2 separate regions of the Homo sapiens genome follow, and region 1 is linked to region 2. Evidence: chromatin loops called from intact Hi-C (ENCODE). Cell type or tissue: psoas muscle. All regions are shown on one strand. Links, peaks and the distances in the headings refer to the core of each region. The heading gives the core; the rest is flanking DNA.

Region 1 (2,500 bases), core at 1-2,500, 110 kb before region 2:
GTGTGCACCACCACACTCAGCTAATTTTTAGTAGAAAAGAGGTTCTCTCTATGTTGCACAGGCTGGTCTTGATCCTCCTCCTGCCTCGGCCTCACAAAATGCTAGGGTTCCAGGCGTGAGCCCCCTCACTGGCCCTCTTCTGTTTTAAGGGAAGCAATATGCCTGTGAGTTCCATGTTCTAAGGGCCTTCAGAGGCGATCCGGCCCTGGGGACTCGGCTTCACCTGCCAGCCTTTGTCGGCCGTCCGGTAGTAGGGGTAATGCTTGGTGATGTGGGCGTAGATCCCGCTCAGGGTCAGCTGCCGGTCCTGGGCGGAGGAGATGGCCTGCACGATCAGCTGCGCGTAGGAGAACGGCGGCTTTGACTCATCCTGCGGAGAAACACGGCTCACGGGATGAGCTCCAGCAAGGTCCCTGAGTCTACCCCACCCACCCGTCACAGCTGATGGGGAGGAACCTTCCCACGAGAATGTGCGCGTCTTGCCGGCACCCGTCCCAGTGCCCTCCAACTATCCCATTAATGTGCTTGCATTCAACTAGGAACAACCATTTTTGCCTCATGGGAAGGAAAACTTCGGTTTTATTATAATTTAATTCTGAAATTTCTCACCTCTTCCAGAAATCAATTTGAAAACAGCTATTGGACAAAAATGAACTAAGACAAAGTTATAAGGAGAACGCCATCCTGCTCAAGGGCTGTATGAAGGCTTTGACGCCGGGCTGCCAGCGGCAGATGAACAAGGAGCGTGGCGGGAGGGGCCCTCGGTGACGGCGCCACCCCTGTCACCAGCAAATGACCAACGGGGATGATTTGGGCACGAAAACGAGAAAGGGCCGACGGCTCTACCGCCAGCTGCGGCTCCATTCCCTGTGGGCTGAGACCACCTCGAGCACACGCCCGCAGGCCCTGGGCTGTCTGTGCCGCCCGCGCCGGGTCACTATGGCCCGATCCTGGGTCACCAGGTGCACCACGGCGCCAGGTGGGCTCAGACCTTGGGGCTGTCTCCTCCAGACGTGTCTGCCTGCTGCTCCGACGCGGCCTTTGCTGCAAACTCTGCTGCCAGCTGCAGGTCCGAGGTCACGTTCTGCACAAAGCGGTAACTGGAGGAGCCGGCACCGCGTGGACTGGCTGGGCAGGAGTTGGGGACACTGAGGAGAGAGAAGGACACTGTAAGTTCATGGCTCTGAAGAGGGGGCCCCTGTGGGGCTCAGGGCTTCAGGACCTACCCAGAGGGTGGGGCTGTGGGGAAGAAGCTCACACTTTCCAATTTTAAGTGCCACCACACTGCCCGGCCAAGGTCACGCAGCGGCGGGGACAAGATGCTGGAAACGGCAGGCAAGTTTCCTTCCAGTGGTGACTTCTGCTCGGGGGCTGAGAGCACCGCGGGCCCTCCTCCTGCCATTATGCAGGGCCCAGGGCAGCACCTGGTCAGGCAGCTCTGTGGGGCCCCTCCTCAGGTCCCCCCACACACACCCCTACAGGATGTGCACCCGGAGCAGGTAGCCTCCGCGGGCTGCTGGCTCCTGCACAGGTGTCCACAAGGCGGCGCTGTGGGAAAAGGCTCGGGCCCAGGACAACCCCGTGTGGTCACAGAGGCAGATCCTGGAAAGAGGCTGTGGAGGTGCCATCGCCCTGCAGGGTGAAGGCGTGGCAGGTGGCTCTCCTGGAGACACCGCCCTCGGGAAGAGATGACCCCTGCAGTTTTGCCCTGAGCCGCTGAGATGCCCCTGCCCTCATCCCCTCTCCCTCCCAGGCTGGAGCAACCACAGATGGCTGGGAGTGACCGACACCCCCGGCTGCAGGTGAGGCTCTGGGTTGAGGCCGGGACCACAGGCAGGAGGCTGCGTCCGTCCGGCTGAGGGGTGTGCTCTGGCCTGCTTCCCTAACTCACTAAGGCAGGCTTCCGTCAGCAAACCACGGCGATGTTTTGCTTCTGAAAATGATTTCTATTACAGGTATTCAGAGAAAGCCAATGAAGACACGAAGAGTGGGTGCAGAACCTCCCGAGAGAAAGAGATCCCACTGTCCTGAGCTCACGGGCACCCACCTAGCCCCGTCCTGAGATGGACCCTGCCCACCTGTGATGCTGACATCCCCCCTCTCAGCTGACTTAGAGCCCCCGTGGCGGGTAGGATGCTCCCTGCTGCACTGCCCTGCAGGCCACCCAGAACCATCCAGAACCACCCAGAACCATCCAGAACCATCCAGAAGGTCCATTCTCCTCCTCCCGCCTTGCTGCCCTTTCCTCTGCCAGGAACATCCTTCCCTAACTGTCCAGGCACAAGACTCCTAGATCTCCAAAACTTAGGTTAAGTAGGAGCCCCCTTGGGTGCAGGCGGGGCTCAAGAAACATTTTTTGGATGGAGCAGAGGAATGAATGAAAAAAATCCTGTGGCTGAGAAAAACCTGACAGCTGACATTAATGATCAGTTCAGGTCTGGGGCATTTTCAGGAAGGACTCAGTGTCACCCACATGGAACGTTAAGGACTCTGATCTGGA
Region 2 (9,296 bases), core at 3,585-6,084:
ATCCAGGGTGAGTTGGGCTGCATTCTCATCCGGAGGCTCAACTGGGCAAGAATCCTCTCCCAAGGTCACTCAGCCTGCTGGCAGCACGCATTTCCTTGTGGCCATATGACTGATGGCCTCAGCTTCTTTCTGGCCTTCTGCTGGAGGCCACCCTCAGGTCCTGGAGGCTACTCATAGTCCCCTGCCATGGGGTCCTCTCCAGGGACTGTTCACAACATGCTGTTTGCTTCTGCAAGGCCAGCAGGAGCGTCTCTGTCTCCAGTGGACCAAGATGGGGTCTCCTATAATGTCATGTGATCATGGGAGCGATGGGAATAGGAGCCCCTTGCCCCTTCCATATAACATAACCAGATCTGAGCAATGGCACCTGCCCCCTCTGCCATGTTCCACTGGTTAGAAGCCCATCACAAGCCCTGCACACGCTCAAGGGAGGGGGTGATACAGGGGTGTGGCTCCTTGGGGGAGGTCACTTTCAGGTGTATCTAAGGGTGACCCATGCTAAGAAATGGAACTCTGTCTACCATCCCCAAAGCCCATCTCCACTTACAGATAAGACTAATGCTGAGTTGGAGCTGTTCACGAGAGCCGATTGTTGAACTTTCAGGATTTCGGTTAATTGGCTGTTAAACACAGTCATTATTAAAAATTAAATTACATTAAGCTGGCCACAGTGGCTCACACTTGTAATCTCAGCACTTTGGGAGGCTGAGGCGGGTGGATCACTTGAGCTCAGGAGTTTGCGAGCAGCCTGGGTGACATGGCAAAACCTCATTTCTACAAAAATACAAAAATTAGCCAGGCATAGTGGTGCATGCCTGTACTCTCAGCTACTAGGGAGGCTGAGGCAGGAGAACTGCTTGAACCCAGGAGGTGGAGGTTGCAATAAGCCGAGATCATGCCACTGCACTCCAGCCTGGGCAACAGAGAGAGATTTCATCTCAAAAAAAAAAAAAAAAAAATTACCCTACATTAAACTTGCAGTGAAATAAATTCTATTGAAAGGGTCTCAACACTTATCATGTTCTAATTATTTTACTGTAATCTATGCTTTTAAGGTTACTCTACTCCATCTGTATACTGGAAATTATCTTCCCAACTCCAAGTTCAGATACTCCGCATTGGTTCAGATACTCCACTTTGCAGCTTGCAACAACTATTGCAGAGATATTTACACTGTGAAAATCTGAAAATGCTACAATTCAGGGCTTGGAGGCAAAATCTGGCTCTTGCTTGAGCTAAAAAATTTTTTTTTACATTGTTAAAGGGTGGTTAAAACAAAACAAAGCAAAACAAAAGAGACTGTGCCAAAGACTGTACGTGTCTGGAAAAGTGGAAAATACTTACCATCTGACTCTGCAGAATCCATTTGCCAAACCCTAGACATAAGTAATACAGAAAATTAACAATGTGGTTAAACTTCAAATTCTGTGATGTCTGCAGCCATTATATTGTGAATAGCACAAAATGTTGAGGAACTATTCACCCAGTAATAGAAAACCATGCTCCAATACAGCAAAGAAGTTGCTGACATCATTGAGGAACAAATAAAGTTCGGATCTATATGTGTTTTGCTTCATTTCTTACTTGTTAATATAAGTGAAAATATCAACACTCCTGTCAAACATTACATTTATTTTACTTTTTTTTTTTTTTGAGACAGGGTCTCACTGTTGCCCAGGATGAAGCACAGTGGTGTGATCATGGCTCACCACAGCCTCCAACTCCTGGGCTCAAGCAATCCTTCAGCCTCAGCATCCCAAATAGCTGAGACCACAGGTGCATGCTACCATGCTTTGCCAATTGTTTTATTTTTTGTAGAGACAGGATCTTGCTATGTTGCCCAGGCTGGTCTCAAACTCCTGGGCTTGGCCGGGTGTGATGGCTCATGCCTGTAATCCCAGCACTTTGGGAGGCTGAGGCGGGAGGATCACCTGAGGTCGGGAGTTTGAGACCAGCCTGACCAACATGGAGAAACCCCTTCTCTACTAAAAATACAAAATTACCTGGGCGTGGTGGCGCATGCCTGTAATCCCAGCCACTTGGGAGGCTGAGGCAGGAGAATTGCTTGAATCCAAGAGGCAGAGGTTGCGGTGTGCCGAGATCACATCTGCACTCCTGCCTGGGCAATAAGAGCGAAACTCCGTTTCAAAACAAACAAACAAACAAAAACAAGAACAACAAAAACTCCTGGGCTCAAGTGACCCTCCTGCCTTGGCTTCCCATACAATCTCAAAGTGCTGGGATTGTAGGCATGAGCCACCCCACCAAACCAAACATTATTTACTGGGAAAATGGTGGGTTGGGTAGCAACTCAACCCTGCATATTACAATTCAGTTTCAAGCACAGGTTGGCTATGGACACGGGAGTTCAGCAATGCTAAAGGAAAGCATTCTCTGAGAATCAACTGACTATGGAATTTACAAACAAAAAGAGCATTGTGTGTTTTATCATTATTTGCAATTGATACGATACACACGCTTCATACCAGTAACATTTATAATAAATGTGTGTGTATATATGCAGTCCTTCCCAAGCCGATTGTTAAACATGTACCATCAGCCTGACCATTAGGATATGTACTTCCTGGCTTTGCTTTATAATGTAACCACGTTTAGATTTTCCGTTGACCTAAATAGAGGTTACCCAGGCACCTCAGAGTCCAGAGCAGTATCTGGCACATAGTAGGTATTTACAATCATGCAATAAGCCAACCATCCACGCCATATATGATAGTGGTCCTCTAAGATTATAATACCGTAAGATTATAATACTATATCTTTACGTTTTTTTTTTTTGAGATGGAGTCTCACTCTGTTGCCCAGGCTGGAGTGCAGTGGCGTGATCTCAGCTCACTGCAAGCTCCGCCTCCTGGGTTCATGCCATTCTCCTGCCTCAGCCTCCCGAGTAGCTGGGACTACAGGCGCCCGCCACCACGCCCGGCTATTTTTTTTGTATTTTTAGTAGAGACGGGGGTTTCACCGTGTTAGCCAGGATGGTCTCGATCTCCTGACCTCGTGATCCGCCAGCCTCGGCCTCCCAAAGTGCTGGGATTACAGGCGTGAGCCACCGCGCCCGGCCTACCTTCTCTTTTCTACGTTTAGATACGTAAATACTTACCATTGTGTTACAATTGCTCATAGTATTCAGCACATTAACATGCTGTTAAAGGTTTGTAGCTTAAGAGCAACAGGCTGTACCATCCAGGTTTGTGGAATTACACACTATGATGTTCACACAAGGATGAAATTGCCTAACAATGTATTTCTCAGAAGGTATCCCCTTTCCCAAGCGATGCATGACTGTATTTAAGATGCGCTGGCAGCGGTGGCTCAGACCTGTAATCCGAGCACTTTGGGAGGCTGAGGTGGGAGGATTGCTTGAGGCCAGGCGTTTGAAACCAGCCTGCGCAATACAGTGAGACTCGTTTCTACAAAAATAAAAAATAAAATAATAAAGGATATTGCTGAGCTGGGTGTGGTGACTCATGCCTGTAATCTCAGCACTTTGGGAGGCTAAGGTGGGAGGATTACTTGAAGCCAGGAGTTCGAAACCAGCCTGGGTAACATGGCAAAACCCTGTCTCCTATAAAGTACATTAATACAAAAATTAGCTGGGCATGGAGGCTCGCGCCTGTAATCCCGGCTACTCGGGAGACTGAAGCAGGAGAATCACTTGACCCCGGAGGCTGAGGCTGCAGTGAGTCATGGCTGTGCCACTGCACTCGAGCCTGGGCAACAGAGTAAGACCCTGTCTCAAGAAAAAAAAAATGTCCCTGGAGTAGATAACTTGAGGAACACTAATTTTACCGAAACAACCGACAATGGCAATGCAATTCTGAGCCTTTGCTATAAAATGGCAGAAAAAGTCAGGAGGAAGTTTGCGTATGTTATTTTTCCCTGCCACTTGCTTTTTAGTCTTTGCAAACCTTTCTCAAATCCTTTTAGAACACGGTATGACATTTCTTTCTGTTTTTAAGCAACAACTATAAGAACTACCACTGACTGAGTGCTTAGGTAACGCCCAATATATTTCACGTAGAATCTCATCAACAGGCCGGGCACCATGGCTCACGCCTGTAATCCTAGCACTTCAGGAGGCTGAGGCGGACGGATGGATTGAGCCCAGGAGTTTGAGACCAGCCTGGGTAACATAGGGAGACCCCTCTTCTCCAAAAAACAACAAACTCTCATAAATCTGTAAGAGGTGACATAGTAAAAACTCTGAAACAACACTCTTTTAATATTTTATCAATTTCCTCCCCATTCGTTTATTTATTTATGCAGCCACTGACCCAGGCATGGTCATCCCTGCTGGGGGCGGACACAGCCCGCGCCCCCAGGTTCGAGGACACCCAATGTTTAGAAAACGGACCCTGCGAATCCCACCGGCCCCACGTGGACTCTCGGAGGCTCCCTCCTCCCTTTGGAGCATTGAAGAACGCGCACAAATCCAGCTTCCACCCGTCACTCGCGCACCCGACATTGGGCAGGCGACCCCACCGCCCCGGAACATCCCGGCGCAGCCGTCGCGAGGAGGCAACCGACCCCGCCGCGCCACCGGAAGGCGCCTCGCGGCGAGTTGTGCGCACGCGCAATGTGCAACGCCGCGCCGCCAGCGGGCGCTGCGGCCAGGCTCGCGTGGTGGGGGAGGGGAGCTGCCGCGCCGGGGCCGGACCACGTGCGCACCACGTGGCGCCCCGGCAGCCCCGGTGCGCAGTAGGGCGGTCCGGCTGGCCACGCTGCGCAGCCAGCAGTCCCCGAGGGTGGCGGGGCCGGTCTCACAGCCGGCGACCCCGCGCCCGCTGACCTCTGACCTCCGACCCCACTCCCCTTAGGGTTACCCCTCGCCGGCAGCCGCGCCGTGTGTTTATAAACAGAGCTCCCGGCGGGCCCCAAAGCCCGGATCGGCGGATTCACGCGAGGGGAACGGAGCCTTCCGCAAGTCTGCGCCGGCCGCGCATGCGCCTTAAGGTTGCGCCACGCTGCTCCTCCTGCGCTTGCGCAGTGGCGGCGCAGGGCGGGCCGCGAGCAGGGCCCGGGGCGGGGCCGGGCTCTGTGGCCGGGCAGGGGAGGGGCGCGGAGAGGCGCCCTCGCCCTTCCCAGCCCTGCTCCTCGCCTTGCGGAGGGTTCACCTGCTGCGTGTCCTTGCGCAGGCCGGCCACTGGCCTCTGAGCCCGGGCTCTCGCCTGCAAAGTGGGGCCTCTGTGGGTGGTCGTGGAGGTGCAGTGGTGACCTGGATGGAGGGCGGCATCGGGCCCCGCAGTGCCCCCTTGGGCAGCTGCACCCAGCAGCTAAGAGGCCCCCTCGAGACACATCAGTCCTAGGGAGGAGCATACCATGCAGTACGATTTAGCCTTAAAATGGGTGGAGTGCAGTTTATGTTGTGTATATCTATATATCTCTAATTTAAAATTTTTACTTTTATTTTTCAGACAGGGTCTTGTTCTGTTGCCCAGGCTGGAGTGCAATGGTGGCATTACAGCTCACTGCAGTCTCCACCTCCCGGACTCAGGCGTTCCTCCTACCTCAGCCTCCCAAATAGCTGAGACCACAGGCAGGCATCACCACACCCAGCTAATTTTTTTTTTCTTTTTTGAGACGCAGTCTTGCTTTGTTGCCCAGGCTGGAGTGCAGTGGTACGATCTCGGCTGACTGCAGCCTCTGCCTCACGGGTTCAAGCGATTCTCCTGCCTCAGCCTCCTGAGGAGCTAGGATTACAGGCGTGCACTAACACGCCCAGCTAATTTTTTTGTATTTTTAGTAGAGACGGGGTTTCACCATGTTGGCCAGGCTAATCTCGAACTTCTGACCTCAGGTGATCTGCCTGCCTCGGCCTCCCAAAGTGCTGGGATTATAGGCGTAAGCCACCGTGCCTGGCTATGTTTTTTTCTATTTTTGGCAGAGATTAGGTCTTGCTATGTTGCCCAGGCTGGTCTTGAACACCTGGGCTTAAGCGATCTTCTCACCTTAGCCTCCCAAAGTTTTGGGATTACAGATGTGAGCCACCTTGCCTGACCTATATTTTTAATTTAAAAATTTTTAATTGTTAATTTTTATGGGTACATAGTAGGTGTATAGATTTATGGGACACATGAGATCTTTGTATTATAATTACATTAGGGTAAATGGGGTTTCCATCACCCCCAGCATTCATCATTTCTGTGTGATGAACATTCCAATTGCACTCTCTTGGTTATTCTAAAATGTACAGCAAATTAGTGCTGACTGTGGTCACCCTGCTGTGCTAGAAAATTCTAGATCTTACTTATGTATCTAACTATATTTTTGTACCCAGCAACCATCCCCTTTTCCTAGTCCCCCCCACTACCCTAATGTTTTGTATATTTTATCACAACTTTATTTTATTATTATTATTTTTTGAGACAGAGTTTCGCTGTGTTGCCCAGGCTGAAGTGCAGTGGCCTGATCTCAGCTCACTGCAACCTCTGCCCCCTGGGTTCAAGCGATTCCCATGTCTCAGCGTCCCAAGGAGCTGGATTACAGGCCACGCGAGGCTAATTTTGGTATTTTTAGTAGAGACAGGGTTTCACCATCTTGGCCAGGCTGGTCTTGAACTCCTGACTTCAGGTGATCCACCTGCTTTGGCCTCCCAAAGTGCTGGGATTACAGGCATGATCACAATTTTAAAAAGGAAGGAGATTCTGACACACACTTCAACATGGATGAACCTTGAGGACATGGTGCTGAGTGAAATAAGCCAGACACAGAAGGACAGACCACGCATGATTCTGCTTATATGGGGTTCCTAGAGCCATCAGATTCATAGGTACAGAAAGTAGAATGGTGCTTACCAGAGGCTGCGGGCTGAGGGAGAGGGGTGTGAGTGTTTGATAGGGACAGAGTTTGAGTTTGGGAAGATGAAAGAGTTCTGGAGATGGGTGGTGGTGATCACACAACAGTGTGGATGTGCTTAATGCCCCTGAACTGCACGCTTGAAAATGGTTAAGCTTGGCCGGGTGCGGTGGCTCACGCCTGTAATCCCAGCACTTTGGGAGGCCAAGGAGGGTGGATCACCTGAGGTCAGGAGTTCGAGACCAGCCTGGGCAACATGATGAAACCTCGTTTCTACTAAAAATACAAAAATTAGCTGGGCGTGGTGGCAGGTGCCTGTAGTCCCAGCTACTCGGGAGGCTGAGGCAGGAGAATGGCGTGAACCCGAGAGGCGGAGGTTGCAGTGAGCCGAGATCGCGCCACTGTACTCCAGCCTGGGCGACAGAGCGAGACTCCATCTCAAAAAAAATTTAAAAAAAAGGTTAAGCTTTTAAATTCTATGCTAAGCCTATTTTACCACTCGCGGTGCAGATCAGATCACATTCTGTCTGTCCCGTGGCCATATCCTCTCTGTGATCCAAGAGGCTCAGCCCTGCTCCCCGATGGGTCTCGCCCCTGCCCGTGTCATCATCTTGAACCCCTCCGGCCCCACCTGGCTGCCTTTCTGACCTCAAACACCCTGCCTCAGGGCTGCTCTGATGTTCTCTGGTGGAAATGCTGCTTCTTATCTTCTCATGAGCATGTCCCCCTGGTGTATTTGTTCGTTTCATAAACGTGCATCCTTCGAGCTGGGGAACTAGCTCAAATGGTAGAGCCCTCGTTTAGCATAAACAGGCATCCTTGCTTGGTAGATGCCAAGCATTATAAAAGGAGCAGGGGAGACGCAAGTGATGAAAATGGGTAAGGACTCCCCTCTCGTGGACCTTATATTCCTGCAGAGGATGTGGTCAGTAAACACAAACAAAACCATCAGGTGGTTGGCGGTAAGCATTGGTGGTTAGGAAAATACCATGATCTGGATCAGGTGATCCTGAAGAACTCTCTGGCGTGGCCCTTTGACCTGAGGCCTCTTTGACAAGGAGATAGCAATGGGGAGATTGGGAGGGATCAAAAGGGACTTTCCAGGGACAGAGAAAAGCAAGTGCAAAAAGCCCTGAGGCCAGGACTATTTTGGTGGAATAGAAAGACCAGACCAGGTAGTGGGAGCACATGAGTAAGGGGTGAGGGGGAGTTTTTTTTTTTTTTTTTTTGAGACCAAGCCTTACTCTGTTGCCCATGCTGGAGTGCAGTGGCGCGATCTCGGCTCACTGCAACCTCCACCTCCAGGGTTCAAGCAATTCTCCTGCCTCAGCCTCCAGAGTAGATGGGACTATAGGCGCGTGCCACCACGCCCCGATAATTTTTTGCATTTCTAGTAGATACAGGGTTTCACCGTGTTGGCCAGGCTGGTCTCGATCTCCTGACCTCGTGATCTGCCTGCCTCGGCTTCCCAAAGTGCTGGGATTACAGGCGTGAGCCACTGCGCCTGGCCAAGGGGGAGTTTTAAGGTAAAGAAGAAGGCAGAGGCTGGCACGCTGGCTCATGCCTGTAATCTCAGCATTTTGGGAGGCTGAGGTAGGAGGATTGCTTGAGCCCAGGGGTTTGAGGCTGCAGTGAGCTAGGACCTCCAGCCTGGGTGACTGCACTCCAGCGTGGGTGATAGAGCAAGACCTTGTCTCAAAAAAAAAAAGTTTGTTTATATCACATCTCGTTTCTTTTTTTCTTCTCTCTTTTTTTGGCGGGCACAGAGTCTCACTCTGTGGCCCAGGCTGGAGTGCAGTGGCATGATCTCAGCTCACTGCAACCGCATTCTGGGTTTAAGCCATCCTCCCGCCTCAGCCTCCCTTGTAGCTGGGACTACAGGTGAACACCACCACGCCCAGCTAATTTGTGTGTGTGTGTGTGTGTGTGTGTGTGTGTGTGTGTTTAGTAGAGATGGGGTTTCACCACGTTGGCCAGGCTGGTCTCGAACTCCTGACCCAGGTGATCCACCCACCTCGGCCTCCCAAAGTGCTGGGATTACAGGCAATGAGCCACCACGCCTGGCCTCACATCTCATTTCTAAAAGTTGCTAAACAGGCCCATAGCAATGGATAGCAAAGAGTGTCAGAATGAAACACAATAACTGGGTGTGAGAATGGAGGTTGGAGACTAAAGGGAAATAAGAATAAAAATAAAGAGGCAACTTTATGATGACCGTGGTCTGGGGGAAGCAGAGGCGCTGTTGCTTGGCAGTGAGGATACTGCCGTGGGGTACAGCCTGGGGACGGGGTAGCCACACCCTCTGGCGGCATCCCCCTTCCCTCAGTGGCACCAATGGTTGATTTTAGAATGAAGACCCTTGGAAAATAGACCTGCACAGAGTTCACAGTGGTCTTCACCGCTGGCCAGCAGGGTTGGGAGGCCTGGCCAGGACTGTAGGTCCTGAAGACCCCCAGGTAAAATTCCCTGACCCCTGAGCTGCA

Evidence for each region. A loop is a pair of places that touch in the nucleus more often than their neighbours do. Peaks named below come from ENCODE experiments on the same cell type or tissue, not always from the same donor. Only the 100,000 strongest peaks of a DNase experiment are listed, where the experiment ranks them.
Region 1: a loop joins it to region 2, with 3 times the contacts of the local background. A loop is called at or near these places in 56 of 110 quality-filtered maps.

What each region holds. Positions count from the first base shown.
Region 1 is chr7:4,753,107-4,755,606 of GRCh38, reverse strand. FOXK1 (forkhead box K1) reads right to left here. Exons shown (of 9, transcript NM_001037165.2): 3 at 992-1,148; 4 at 224-370. Among named protein-coding and RNA genes, the nearest start is that of AP5Z1, 21 kb to the left of the region's middle. RefSeq lists a silencer at 1,415-1,709 and enhancers at 1,707-1,796, 1,301-1,855. In psoas muscle, for the core only: CTCF peaks have their summits at 1,332 and 1,535 (motif pointing right); a DNase peak (open chromatin) is centred at 1,546.
Region 2 is chr7:4,637,509-4,646,804 of GRCh38, reverse strand. No RefSeq gene overlaps it. Among named protein-coding and RNA genes, the nearest start is that of FOXK1, 40 kb to the left of the region's middle. RefSeq lists silencers at 4,496-4,885, 4,986-5,185, 7,721-7,840, 7,851-7,900. In psoas muscle, for the core only: a CTCF peak has its summit at 4,607; a DNase peak (open chromatin) is centred at 4,914; H3K4me3 peaks cover 1,871 bases; H3K27ac peaks cover 1,766 bases.